3 separate regions of the Homo sapiens genome follow, and regions 1 and 3 are each linked to region 2. A link is a contact called in ENCODE Hi-C or POLR2A ChIA-PET data. All regions are on one chromosome and are shown on one strand. The core of a region is the stretch at or near the end of the contact, and the rest is flanking DNA. Distances in the headings are between cores, read along the strand shown.

The links. A loop is a pair of places that touch in the nucleus more often than their neighbours do. ChIA-PET counts read pairs that join two places held with the same protein, here RNA polymerase II (POLR2A). Pooled maps may share reads with other maps.
Region 1: a pooled map shows a loop between it and region 2 (4-fold over the local background). The contact joins the enhancer-like site here to the promoter of EIF4E2 in region 2. A Hi-C loop is called at or near these places in 2 of 50 pooled maps. POLR2A ChIA-PET finds 5 or more read pairs at or near these places in 3 of 52 experiments (H1, HEK293 and SK-N-SH).
Region 3: a loop to region 2 is called in a pooled map, with 6 times the contacts of the local background. The contact joins the enhancer-like site here to the promoter of EIF4E2 in region 2. A Hi-C loop is called at or near these places in 10 of 50 pooled maps. POLR2A ChIA-PET finds 5 or more read pairs at or near these places in 2 of 52 experiments (activated B cell and activated CD8-positive, alpha-beta T cell).

The regions. Positions count from the first base shown.
Region 1 is chr2:233,221,136-233,224,951 of GRCh38, forward strand. No RefSeq gene overlaps it. Among named protein-coding and RNA genes, the nearest start is that of ATG16L1, 29 kb to the right of the region's middle. RefSeq lists a silencer at 2,163-2,314. Within about 2 kb of position 2,541, at least 2 of the 41 ENCODE cell types and tissues checked have a DNase peak (open chromatin) inside an H3K27ac peak, as active enhancers do.
Region 2 is chr2:232,548,368-232,552,125 of GRCh38, forward strand. EIF4E2 (eukaryotic translation initiation factor 4E family member 2) reads left to right here and starts at 2,322. Exons shown (of 7, transcript NM_004846.4): 1 at 2,322-2,377. The coding sequence starts at 2,358. TIGD1 (tigger transposable element derived 1) reads right to left here and starts at 2,190. Exons shown (of 1, transcript NM_145702.4): 1 at 1-2,190. The coding sequence starts at 1,515. MIR5001 (microRNA 5001) reads right to left here and starts at 2,206; the gene lies at 2,107-2,206. RefSeq lists a silencer at 2,333-2,702.
Region 3 is chr2:233,079,126-233,083,021 of GRCh38, forward strand. It overlaps INPP5D (inositol polyphosphate-5-phosphatase D), which reads left to right. Exons shown (of 27, transcript NM_001017915.3): 2 at 210-273. Among named protein-coding and RNA genes, the nearest start is that of INPP5D, 21 kb to the left of the region's middle. RefSeq lists enhancers at 2,579-2,668, 3,179-3,328. Within about 2 kb of position 2,251, at least 12 of the 41 ENCODE cell types and tissues checked have a DNase peak (open chromatin) inside an H3K27ac peak, as active enhancers do.

The DNA.
Region 1 (3,816 bases), core at 1,291-3,790, 670 kb after region 2:
AATTTAAGATGCCTTGCTTCTTGATGAGATGAATAGTAAAACAAATTTTAAAAATAAAAAATAAAATATCAGATGCCTCGTTAAGTTTGAATTTCAAAGCAACAATAATTTTTAGTGTAAGTATAGTCCCAAATATTATATCTAAAATATACTAAGAAAATTCAAGGTTTGTATCTGAAATTCAAATTTGACGGGACTTCCTGTATTTTATCTGGCAACCCTAGCCCTGCTCTATCTATCTAAGGATGTAGAAAAAGGCTCCATTCCCTGTTGGAGGGCTGCTGCATTAGTCAGGGTTCTCTAGAGGAAAAGACCTAATAGGACAGATGTATATATGAAGGGGAGTTTATTAGGGAGAGCTGACTCACAAGATCACAAGGTGAAGTCCCACGATAAGCCGTCTGCAAGTGGAGAAACAAGGAAGCCAGTCCAAGTCCCAAAACTTGAAAAGTAGGGAAGCCAACAGTGCAGCCTTCAGTCTGTGGCTGAAGGCCCAAGAGCCCCTGGCAAACCACTGGTGTATGTCCAAGAGTCCAAAGGCTAAAGAATGTGGAGTCTGATGTTGGAGGGCAGGAAGCATCCAGCATGGGAGAAAGATGAAGACTGGAAGACTCAGCAAGTCCCCTTCTCCCATCTCCTCTGCCTGCTTTATTCTAGCTGTACTGGCAGTTGATTAAATTGGTGCCCACCCACAGTGAGTGTGGGTCTACCTCTTCAGTCCACTGACTCAAATGCTAATCTCCTTTGGCAGCACCCTCACAGACACATCCAGGAACAATACTTTGCATCCTTCAATCTAATCAAGTTGACACAGCTGAAATGAGCCACTACCACTCAGGATCTATAAGATACAAGCCTGAGGCAAGCAAGGAGCAATGACAGTAAACAGCACAGACTGCAGACAGGGCTGCAAGTACTGACTTCACATCAACGAGAACCCAGTGGAAGCTGAGAGAGTGCCCATTTTTAGCACAAAATTTTTAAACCTAGATGAAAACTTAGAGAAGTAAATAATTCCTGCCAAAGTCTCACCTATAAGTTATCTGAAGTTAGTTATCTATTAACTTTGTGACTGGACAAATTATTTAACATCTTAGAGAAGACAGAATTTGCGATTTGTGTTGATCCAGATTAATTGCCCTTAATAAGTCAATAATGTTCAGAAGAATGCAATAGAATTCTGAAAATCCATAATCTTTCTTAATGTCCAAACACCATTCAAAATTGTTTCATAACAAGAATCCACAAAACGTGACCCATCTCAAGAGAAAAAACAAACAGCCATGATCAACCCCATTCCAGATGCTGGAATTAGCAAAGATGTTGAAGCAGCTACTATAACTATACTCAGGGGCATAAAAGAAAATACTCTTTTTTTTTTTTTGAGACGGAGTCTCGCTCTGTCACCCAGGCTGGAGTGCAGTGGCGCAATCTTGGCTCACTGCAAGCTCCGCCTCTCGGGTTCACGCCATTCTCCTGTCTCAGCTTTCCCAATAGCTGGGACTACAGGCGCCCACCATCACGCCCGGCTAATTTTTTGTATTTTTAGTAGAGACGGAGTTTCACCGTGGTCTCGATCTCCTGACCTCATGATCCGCCTGCCTCGACCTCCCAAAGTGCTGGGATTACAGGCGTGAGCCACCGCACCCTGCCAAGAAAATAGTCTTGAAACAAGCAAAATGATATAAATCTCAAGAGAGAAATAGACATTTTAAAAAGTCAACCCAGAATTCTAGTACCAGTGATGATCTCCTTAAGAATGAAGTGAAAACATCTTCAGATTAAAGAAAACTGACAGAATTTGTTGCTATCAGATCTACTATAAACAATCCTAAAGGAATTTCTTCAGGCTGATAGGATATGATAATAGGGGAAAACTCAGATCTTCAGGAAGGAATGGAAAGGATTGAAAATGGTAAATACATGGGTAAATATAAAAGACTTTTTATCTTAATTTTCTTAATTTCTTTAAAATATAACTGTGTGAAGAAATGATTATAACATTTTCTTATAGAGTTTAGAATGATACCAATGTAATACTTACGACAATTGAAGCGGGGAGACTGGTAAATGGAGCTATACGATTGCAAGATTTACACGTATTTTTTGTTGTTTTTTTGTTTTTTTGTTTTTGAGATGGAGTCTTGCTCTGTCGCCCAGGCTCCTGGAGTGCAGTGGCACGATCTTGGCTCACTGCAACCTCCACCTCCCTGGTTCAAGTGATTCTCCTGCCTCAGCCTCCCCAGTAGCTGGGACTACAGCCATGCATCACCATGCCCAGCTAATTTTTGTATTTCTAGTAGAGATGGGGTTTCACCATGTTGGCCAGGCTGATCTCGAACTCCTGACCTCAAGTGATCCTCCCGCCTCAGCCTCCCAAAATGCTAGGATTATAAGTGTGAGCCACCGTGCCCAGCCAAGATTTATACATTTTACATAAAATGGTACAATATTAACTCTAAATAGACTGATATATATATTTAAATCTCTAGAGCAACCACTCAAAGGGGATTTTGGGGGGAGCTATGCGTCTTTCAGTAGCTTCTAGTTTCACATCCGTATTTCTAGTCTGACCGTTTTCTGTCCCATGCTAGACCCTGCCCTGATTCCTTTACTCCCTAAAATACCACCAACGAAAGGCTATGTGTAAGGCAGACTTCACTGAAAGTGGGGGGCAATGGATGATTCATCACAGACCACACAGTCAACAACGTACAAACAACAATTAGAAATCTTTTTCTTTTCCTTTTTTTTTTAAGAGACAGAGTCAGCTGTGTGCCGTGGCTCACACCTGTAATCCCAGCACTTTGGGAGGCCAAAGCAGGCATATCAATTGAGCCCAGGAGTTCAAGAGAAGCCTGGGCAACATGGCAAAACCCTGTCTCTACAAAAACCACACAAAAAAAATTAGCTGAGCATGGTGGCACGTGCTTGTTGTTCCAGCTACTCAGGAGGCTGAGCTGGGAGGATCACCTGAGCCCAGGGAGGTCGAGGTTGCAGTGAGCTATGATCACACCACTGCCCCCAGTCTGGATGGCAGTGAGACCCTGTCTCAAAGCAAATAATAATAATAATAATAAAGACAGGGTCTCACTGTCACTCAGGCTGGAGGGTAGTTGTGCGATCATAGCTCACTGCAGCCTCAAACTCCTGGGGTCAAATGATTCTTCTCCCTCAGCCTCCCAAGTAGCAAGGACTACAGGCATGCTACCATACCCAGCTAAAGAAATCTTTGTTTTTAGAATTCTTCAGTCACCGGGCCATCAGAAATTTCTCTCTGATCTACTTTATTTGAGCTCCCCCGCTACCTTGCCCCTTGCATTTGCCCCTCTCTCTTAAGAACTTTCCACAATCTTCTTACCTGTCCTCTTGAGCAACATGACTTTCTGTCTATTCAAAGCCCATCCTGGCCATGCTTTGGTGCTGGGGAGGTGCCACTGCTTTACAACAGCCATGGCCCTTAAGATGCTCTGCTGTAAAAAGACAGTTTTCTCTCTGAAAAATTCCACTACCAGCTTTCAAACCCATTTTTCTTTCCTCCTACATAGATATACCACCAAGCTATCTCTGTCTCCCTTCTCTATTAAACAGAGCAAATGAGCTCAGATCCAAACTTGTCCACTCATCCAAGCCAAACAAGAGCCTTGGAGGCATCCAAACCCACCCTCAATGGCTACTGTCATACAAGTGTGCCTCCTGGAGTCCCACACCCCACCTCAAGTGGCTTATGTGTTCACCCAAAATATATATTTATTAAGCATCTCCTACACAGTGCTTGTCATAATATTATATATATAACTCTCCCTAAGAAGGATT
Region 2 (3,758 bases), core at 1,072-3,571:
CCCTGCTGCTGCTTTATCAACTAAGTTTATGTAATATTCTAAATCCTTTGTTGTCATTTCAACAATGTTCACAGCATCTTCACCAGGTGTAGATTCCATCTCAAGAAACCACTTTCTTTGCGCATCCATAAGAAACAACTCCTCATCTGTTAAAGTTTTATCATGAGATTGCAGCAATTCAGTTACATCTTCAGGCTCTACTTCTAATTCTAGTTCTTTTGCTATTTCCACCACATCTGCACTTACTTCCTCCACTGAAGTCTTGAACCCCTCATAGTCATCAATGAGGGTGGGAATCAACTTCTTCCAAACTCCTGTTAATGTTGACAATTTGACCTCCTCCCATGAATCACGAATGTTTTTAATGGCATCTAAAATGGTGAATCCTTTCCAGAAGGTTTTCAATTTGCTTTGCCCAGATCCATCAGAGACATCACTATCCATGGCAGCTAGAGCCTTATGAAATGTATTTCTCAAATAATAAGACTTGAAGGTCGAAATTACCCCTTGATCCATGGGCTGCAGAATGGATGTTGTGTTAGCAGGCATGAAAATAACATTAATCTCCTCGTATATCTCCATCAGAGCTCTTGGATGACTAGGGGCATTGTCAATGAGCAGTAATATTTTGAAAGGAATCTTCTTTTCTGAGCAGTAGGTCTCAACAGTGGGTTTAAAATATTCAGTAAACCACGCTGTAAACAGATGTGCTGTCATCCGGGCTTTGCTGTTCCATTTATATAGCACGGGTAGAGTAGATTTAGTATAATTCTTAAGGGCCCTAGGATTTTCAGAATGGTAAATAAGCATTGGCTTCAACTTAAAGTCACCAGCTGCATTAGCCCCTAACAAGAGAGTCAGCCTGTCCTTTGAAGCTTTGAAGCCAGGCACTGACTTCTCCTCTCTAGCTATGAAAGTTCTAGATGGCATCTTCTTCCAATAGAAGGCTGTTTCATCTACATTGAAAATCTGTTGTTTAGTGTAGCCACCTTCGTCAATGATCTTAGCTAAAGCTTCTGGATAACTTGCTGCAGCTTCTACATCAGCACTTGCTGCTTCACCTTGTGCTTTTATGTTATGGAAATGGCTTCTTTCCTTAAACCTCATGAACCAACCTCTGCTAGCTTCAAACTTTTCTTCTGCAGCTTCCACACCTCTCTCAGCTTTCATAGAGTTGAAGAGAGTTAGGGCTTTGTTCTGGATTAGGCTTTGGCTTAAGGGAATGTTGCGGCTGGTCTGATCTTCTATCCAGACCACTAAAACCTTCTCCATATCAGCAATAAGGCTGTTTCGCTTTCTTATCATTCGTGTGTTCATTGGAGTAGCACTTTTAACTTCCTTCAAGAACTTTTCCTTTGCATTTACAACTTGGCTAACTGTTTGCCGCAGGAGGCCTAGCCTTCGGCCTATCTCGGCTTTTGACATACCTTCCTCACTCAGTTTAATCATTTCTAGTTTTTGATTTAAAGTGAGAGATGTGCGACTCTTCCTTTCACTTGAGCACTTAGAGGCCATTGCAGAGTCATTAATTCGCCTAATCTCAATATTGTTGTGTCTCAGGGAATAGGGAGGCCCAAGAAGAGGGAGAGAGATGGGGAACGGTCTGTGGGTGGAGCGGTCAGAACACACACAACATTAAGTTCCACGTCTTATAAAAGACGCTGTATGTGGCACCCCAAAACAATGACAATAGCAACATCAAAGATCACTGATCATAGATCACCATAACAGACACAGAAATCATGAAAAAGTTTTAAATATTTTGAGAATTACCAAAATGTAACACAGAGACACCAAGTGAGCACATGCTGTTGGAAAAATGGCGCTGATACAATTGCTGGACTCAGGGCTGCCACAAACCCTCCATTTGTTTTCAGAATGCCCTATCTGCGAAGCGTAATAAAACGAGGTATGCCATAGTACAGTGGCGCCGCGACCGACAAAGGAAAGCCTCCGGGAGGTCAAAAGAGATACCAGAGAGTGCGTCCCGCACTGGAGGAAGAGGAAGGTTTTTACCAAGCAGCGAGTCCAGAGCCCGCGCCGTCAACGACGCGGTGCTGCCTTTTTTCCGAGCCGCTGCGGGAGGGGGCCAGGACACGCTCCCTTAGGAGAGCGGGCGGGTCACAAGGACCTGGACAGAGGCAGAACTGAGGCCAGCAGCCAGCTCCGCCGCTGAGTCCAGCCCTCTGCGCAGCCGCCCTGAGCTGGCGTCCCGAGATAGCCGCTTCCAAACCGGGCCTGCGCGCCGACGTTCCGCTGCGCCCCGCGCAAAACCGGAAGTACCCGGGCCCAAGGCTGAGGGACCCGGTGGAGCGGAAGTCACTCCCTGAGGCAGTGGCGACAGCGGCGGCGAGAGGATGAACAACAAGTTCGACGCGTGAGTGGCTCGTGGCCGCCCCCGGGGCCCCTTCCCCGAACAGTTCCCCCGCGCCCGCCCCCGCTGGGGCTGGGGCGGCGCAAACCCTGCGGCACCGGCTTCCCTGCTGGGATCCGGCTGCGGCCGGACCTGGCCTGGACTGGCGGGGAGGAGGGGGCTGGGGAGCAATGGATACCGGAGTCCCGGAGACCCCAGGGCCGTCCGAACCGAGGGCGAAGAGCTGGGCCCGGGGGAGGGGTGGCTGTGCCGCCCGGTAGGGGGAGATTTTCGGACGCCCCGCCCTGGTGGATGCGGATTGCCTGCGACGTGGAGGGGTGGGGACCTCGGCGGTTTGGGTGTTTCCGCAGTCTGGCAGCGCTGCCTCTGAATCCAGCTTTCCCCACACACTCCCTCTCCCCTCTGAGCCTCAGTTTTCTCATCTGCAGAGTGGGGACGGTAACACCCTTTGTCGTAGAGTTTGGAGGATGCAATGAGGTAATGTGGTTGCTGCCCTCGACGCGGTGGAAGGCTGGCTTAGGAATTATCTTCCTGAGACTCTTCCTACTTTCTTTCTCCTCCCCTTCCCGTTCCCGTCTTCCAACACACTCGCCAAGACCTAAGTATACTTGTTGCCCTCTCCTGCCCGCTCCGGTTTCTAGTTTCAGCATCAAACAGTTTGGAGGTACAGAGAGAAAATGCAGAAGTATCTTTACTTATCCCCCTCCAAGGATTGTATCTTGAGGTAGAATATGTTCCTTCCTCTCTTCTAGTAGTCTAGTAAATCGACTGTCTCTTCATCCGAAAACCTGGATTTCTAGTCCCAGATTCACCACTTACCATCTGTTTGACTGTAGAAAAGTTACCCAGCCTCTAAGCCATTGTTGCTCAAACCACATTAGTGGCTAGGACCCTGCTGCCACGCCGGGGTGTGATAAGGGTCAGATCACACTCAGCGATGCTTAAAGATGCTTGTGAACATTGCTAACTATTGCGATATAAACGTAAAGTGGAATTACTATTAGTTTAGGTTGTGACCTGGTGCTTTTGATGGGAAATTGGGGTGTTTCCAATACAGAGAGTACTGTGCAAATTCAGGGAATACTGGATTTCCAACACTCCAGGCAGGTAGGTCCTCAGGAATGTTTTCTGGTTGCTGAGAGGTCTCTGCTACTTGAGAAAGTCTTTGCCCGACCTCTTCTCTATCCTGCTGTTTAACTGAGCCTGTCCCTCTACGAACCTCTCCCCCGCTGCCGCCCCATTTCATCTCTATTGTAAACCCTGCAACAACTAGCTCCAGATCCAAATCCTGCCTCAGTGGAGCTTTCTGGAACCCTTATACCCCTTCCTCCACTGATTTGAACAAATCAAATGTCATCCTAAGAAGACATCTTATGGGTCATCT
Region 3 (3,896 bases), core at 1,001-3,500, 530 kb after region 2:
AGTGCAGAAGCAGTGGGGGAATAAGAGTGCCTCAGCCCACGATTGCTGGACGTCAGGACTCACCTCCATCTTAAGAGAACGGTCAGCTCCGAAATTCGGAGACTTTGTGTCCAGATTCCTCAAGCTGTGTCAGGAAGTCTTGTCTTTTCAGTTAAGAGGAAACCGGGTCTTCCTGCATGGGTTCTAATAAAGTCTTTGATCTATTTCAGGTATCGGAATTGCGTTTACACTTACAGAATTCTGCCCAATGAAGATGATAAATTCACTGTTCAGGTGAGTCCTTTATAAACCTAGAAATCTGAACCTGACTTCAGCCGATACTGGCAGAGAAAGGGTGTAAACGATGAGGAAGGAAGTGCACGCGCAGGTAGCCGGACGTGAAGGCCTGGCTGAGCCTGGCTTCCTCCCAGGTGTCCATGGGGTGGCTTAGCTGGTAAACTGGGGCCCTCCAAGTGACCCTGCTCTGTGACATGACGGAGTTGCATGCCACAGGCTATTTGTGGTCCATAGGTGTGAAGAGGAAACGAAGGTGAAGCAGACTGTCCAGAGATGAAGGGAAAGGAGGGGCTGTGGCTTGGCCGACTGTTGTCTTCAGTCTCTCAAAGGAGAGAGAGGAAGTGGCTCAGGAGGGAGAGAAGGGAGGTGAACTTACAGGAGAACAGACCGTGTTTTCTGAGGGGCTGCGAGACTAGCACAAAACAGTGCCTTTCCATTTGTAGAACTCTGTTCTGTCCGAGGCTGGTGCTCACTGCATCTGATTTCACCAAGCAAAGTCAAAATGTGCAAAACTTGCAGTTCATTTTTTAATATTTTTTATTTTTGAGACAGAGTTTCACTCTTGTCACCCAGGCTGGAGTGCAGTGGCGCCATGTCGGCTCCCTGCAACCTCCACCTCCCAGGTTCAAGTGATTCCCCTGCCTCAGTCTCCCTAGTAGCTGGGATTATAGGTGCCCGCCACCATGCCCGGCTGATTTTTGTATTTTTGGTACAGATGGGGTTTCTCCATGTTGGCCAGGCTGGTCTTAAACTCCTGACAGCGAATGATCTGCCCACCTCGGCCTCCCAAAGTTCTGGGATTATAGGCATGAGCCACCCCGCCAGGCTGCAGTTAAATTTAAAAACAAAAATCAGCTGCACCCGTCCAAGCCCGGGAAGGCCACCCTAAGCACGGTTTACTAAAGCCTTTGTTTCGCCACAAAATGTGACAACTGAGTGTGTGGAAGCCAGGAAAGCTATTGTTATCTGGCTACATGAAGAGCACATGGAGGTGGCAAGAAGGAAGGAGACAAAGTTTCCACATCCCGGGTGTGTGTGTGTGTGTGTGTGTGTGCACGTGACAGAGAGAGAGAGAGAGAGATGCTCAGTTCTCAGGGACTAGAGTAAGAGGCACAGCAGTGCATCCACGTCCCAAGCAGAGTAGCCGGGGTCGACAAAGGTTTGGATATCATGTCATGGAAGAGCAATGACGGCGTTGGAGGAGTTTGTTTGAAAAGAAAGTGGAAGTGGGAGGGGAGAGGCAGGGTACACTCTTCAGTTTCAAAGCTTGAAGGGAATGATTCATTTTGTGCTAACTAGGATGCAGTAGTAGACAGGGAGCTGGACTCAAGGTGTGGGGAGACCACAGGCAAGTCCCTGGAGGCAAAAATCCTCCAGAAGTTGTCAAGAGGGAGAGCGTGGTGAGCAGAACGCCCCTCAGGAAGACAGCTTATGAGGATGGAAGGAATTGCTTCGAGGAGCGATGTGATTGAGAGAGGCCCAAGGGGCATGTGTGATGCAGCCCGGTCCAGGGGCATTTGCTGCGAGGCCTCCTTAGGAGATGCGAGTTTAGGCTCAAGCAGAACCACTCCCTGCGTAGTTAGGCTGGCATTGCTGCCGGCTGCCTCATCCTCCTGCCCCTGAGTCCACTGCAGCCTCTAAGGCACATCTGCTGAAGGCTTTCCACTGGCCTAGGGCGCCCGCAGGTTTGGCCTGGTTCTTAGCAGTCACCAGGAGCAGATGTTGGCACACCTAGTACGAGAAGGTCCTTTCCAGCGCTTGGCAGCTATTTGCCATGGGAATGTCTGTCTCTGACAGGGGCTCTTCACCATGTGTGGGATGTGAGCAGCGGAGGGGAGCCCTGTCTGGGGCAGGCAGTTGGCCTCAATGACCTCTACCATTTTTTTCAAGTCTAGGAGGGCATGAGCTTTTCTGGCAGAGTTGGCATCTGTGATAGGTGGTTTGCTGAGAGGAGTCGGCAAACTCTCTTAAGTTAAAAGTTGGTCGATGCTTTTGATCTTTTTTCCCTTTGTGGTTTCTTCTCTTCCTTCAAAGTGAAGAAAACTTTAAGTATGACTGGAAAAGACATGACTCTGTGGCTTCTAGTAGAGTCGGCACCCGCCGCCTGTAAATGTGTAGACTGCGTCTCCGGTTTGCCCCTCTCTGTCACCATCATACTCTTGCTACTGTGACATCTTGTGACCCTGGGAACTGCTGATGAAATCCGGGGCCTCATCAGGCTACTGGGCAGGGGGTGGTGGTGGTGCAGGGAACAGAAACTCGCCTTGGCTGACTCTGTAAGGGGTAAGGGGTGGGCAGCCTTTGTGGAGATGTGCAGAGCCAGGAAGGAGAAGGCCGCCCTAGGGCCTTGGAACCAGAAGAGCATGGGGTCTGCACGCAGCTTCTCCCATGGATCAGCTCTTCTCTGTGGGGCCGCTCTTCCCAGCCAGCAGCCTCCCTTCTCAGTCCCCAGTCCTAAGAAGGAGTCTGATGGCTCAGCCTCCACGGCTTTCTCCGCATGAGCCACTCAGGGGCTGCCAGTCTGTGTATGAATCGGCTGTCTTGGAGCAGGTACCCCCCTCTGCCTCTCAGAGATGGGGACAGAGTCGTGGGGGCAGCGTGCCTCCTTAAGGTCTCCGCTTAGCCAGGACAGTGGGCGGGCAGCTTTCAGAGAAGATGGGCGGCTCTGCTGGACTTCTCTGCTCCTGACCCCGGCACTAGATCTGTGACCTCCGCAGTAGCTGACATGGTACAGGGAGCTGTGGACCTAGGTGGTCTGAAGAGGTTTTCCTTCAAGGTGAATTAAAGGGGAATTCTCATAGGATTCTCCCAGGTGGACTCACCTTCGAAAATCTACCTCCAAGAGTAAATGACAGCAGACGTCCACTGAGGACCAAGTGCACACTCATGCCCAATTAAGCAGACTCAGAGCCCTTCGGGGAAGCTTTAGCAGTTATTGATCTCTGCCTATTTTAACTCAAGTTCCTCTTTTCATGTTGAGGCAAAACCTCACAGTCTTTTCTGAGCTTAGCCACAGTTTCTAAATAACTCATTCCTGACACCTGAGCCTGTTCAGTGCCACCAGAATACGAGGCTCCCCAAAATAAGAATCTGGCCTGAAATTTTGCCAAGTGAAGCACCGAAAGGCTTTCATTGTTTCTTAGTTTAGTAACTTTAGCTCTTTTCCTGGGGACTTCTGTTCTCTTGTCAACACCAAAGATCTCATCTTTGTTCTTTGCAGACCAACTTCATGGAGTTGGCCCACGTGTCATAGCCCATGACAGCCCTGTATCAATCAGGGAGAGGAGCTGCCTCACCTGGGGGACTCTTTTCTCTCACTCCATCTTTCACAGACTTAAAAAAAATCCGAGATGGGAGGGCAGGATGCAAACTGTAACTTCATCCAACCCCCTCGTTCTAAATATGAGTGTTGCTGAGAACTGCGGAAGTTGGAACTCACAGCCAGGCCTCCCGGCCTCCCCGGCTAAGCTTTCTTCCTTCCAATCCAGAAGGTGTTTCCAAGCCTGTCTGGAGTCCCCTGGGGAAGGATGAGCCCAGGACTCTGCCCAGAGGGACAGGGAGACAGGGCAATGTGGCCTCTCAGAGAGCTTGGCCTCTTGCCCTTCACATGGTTATAGATA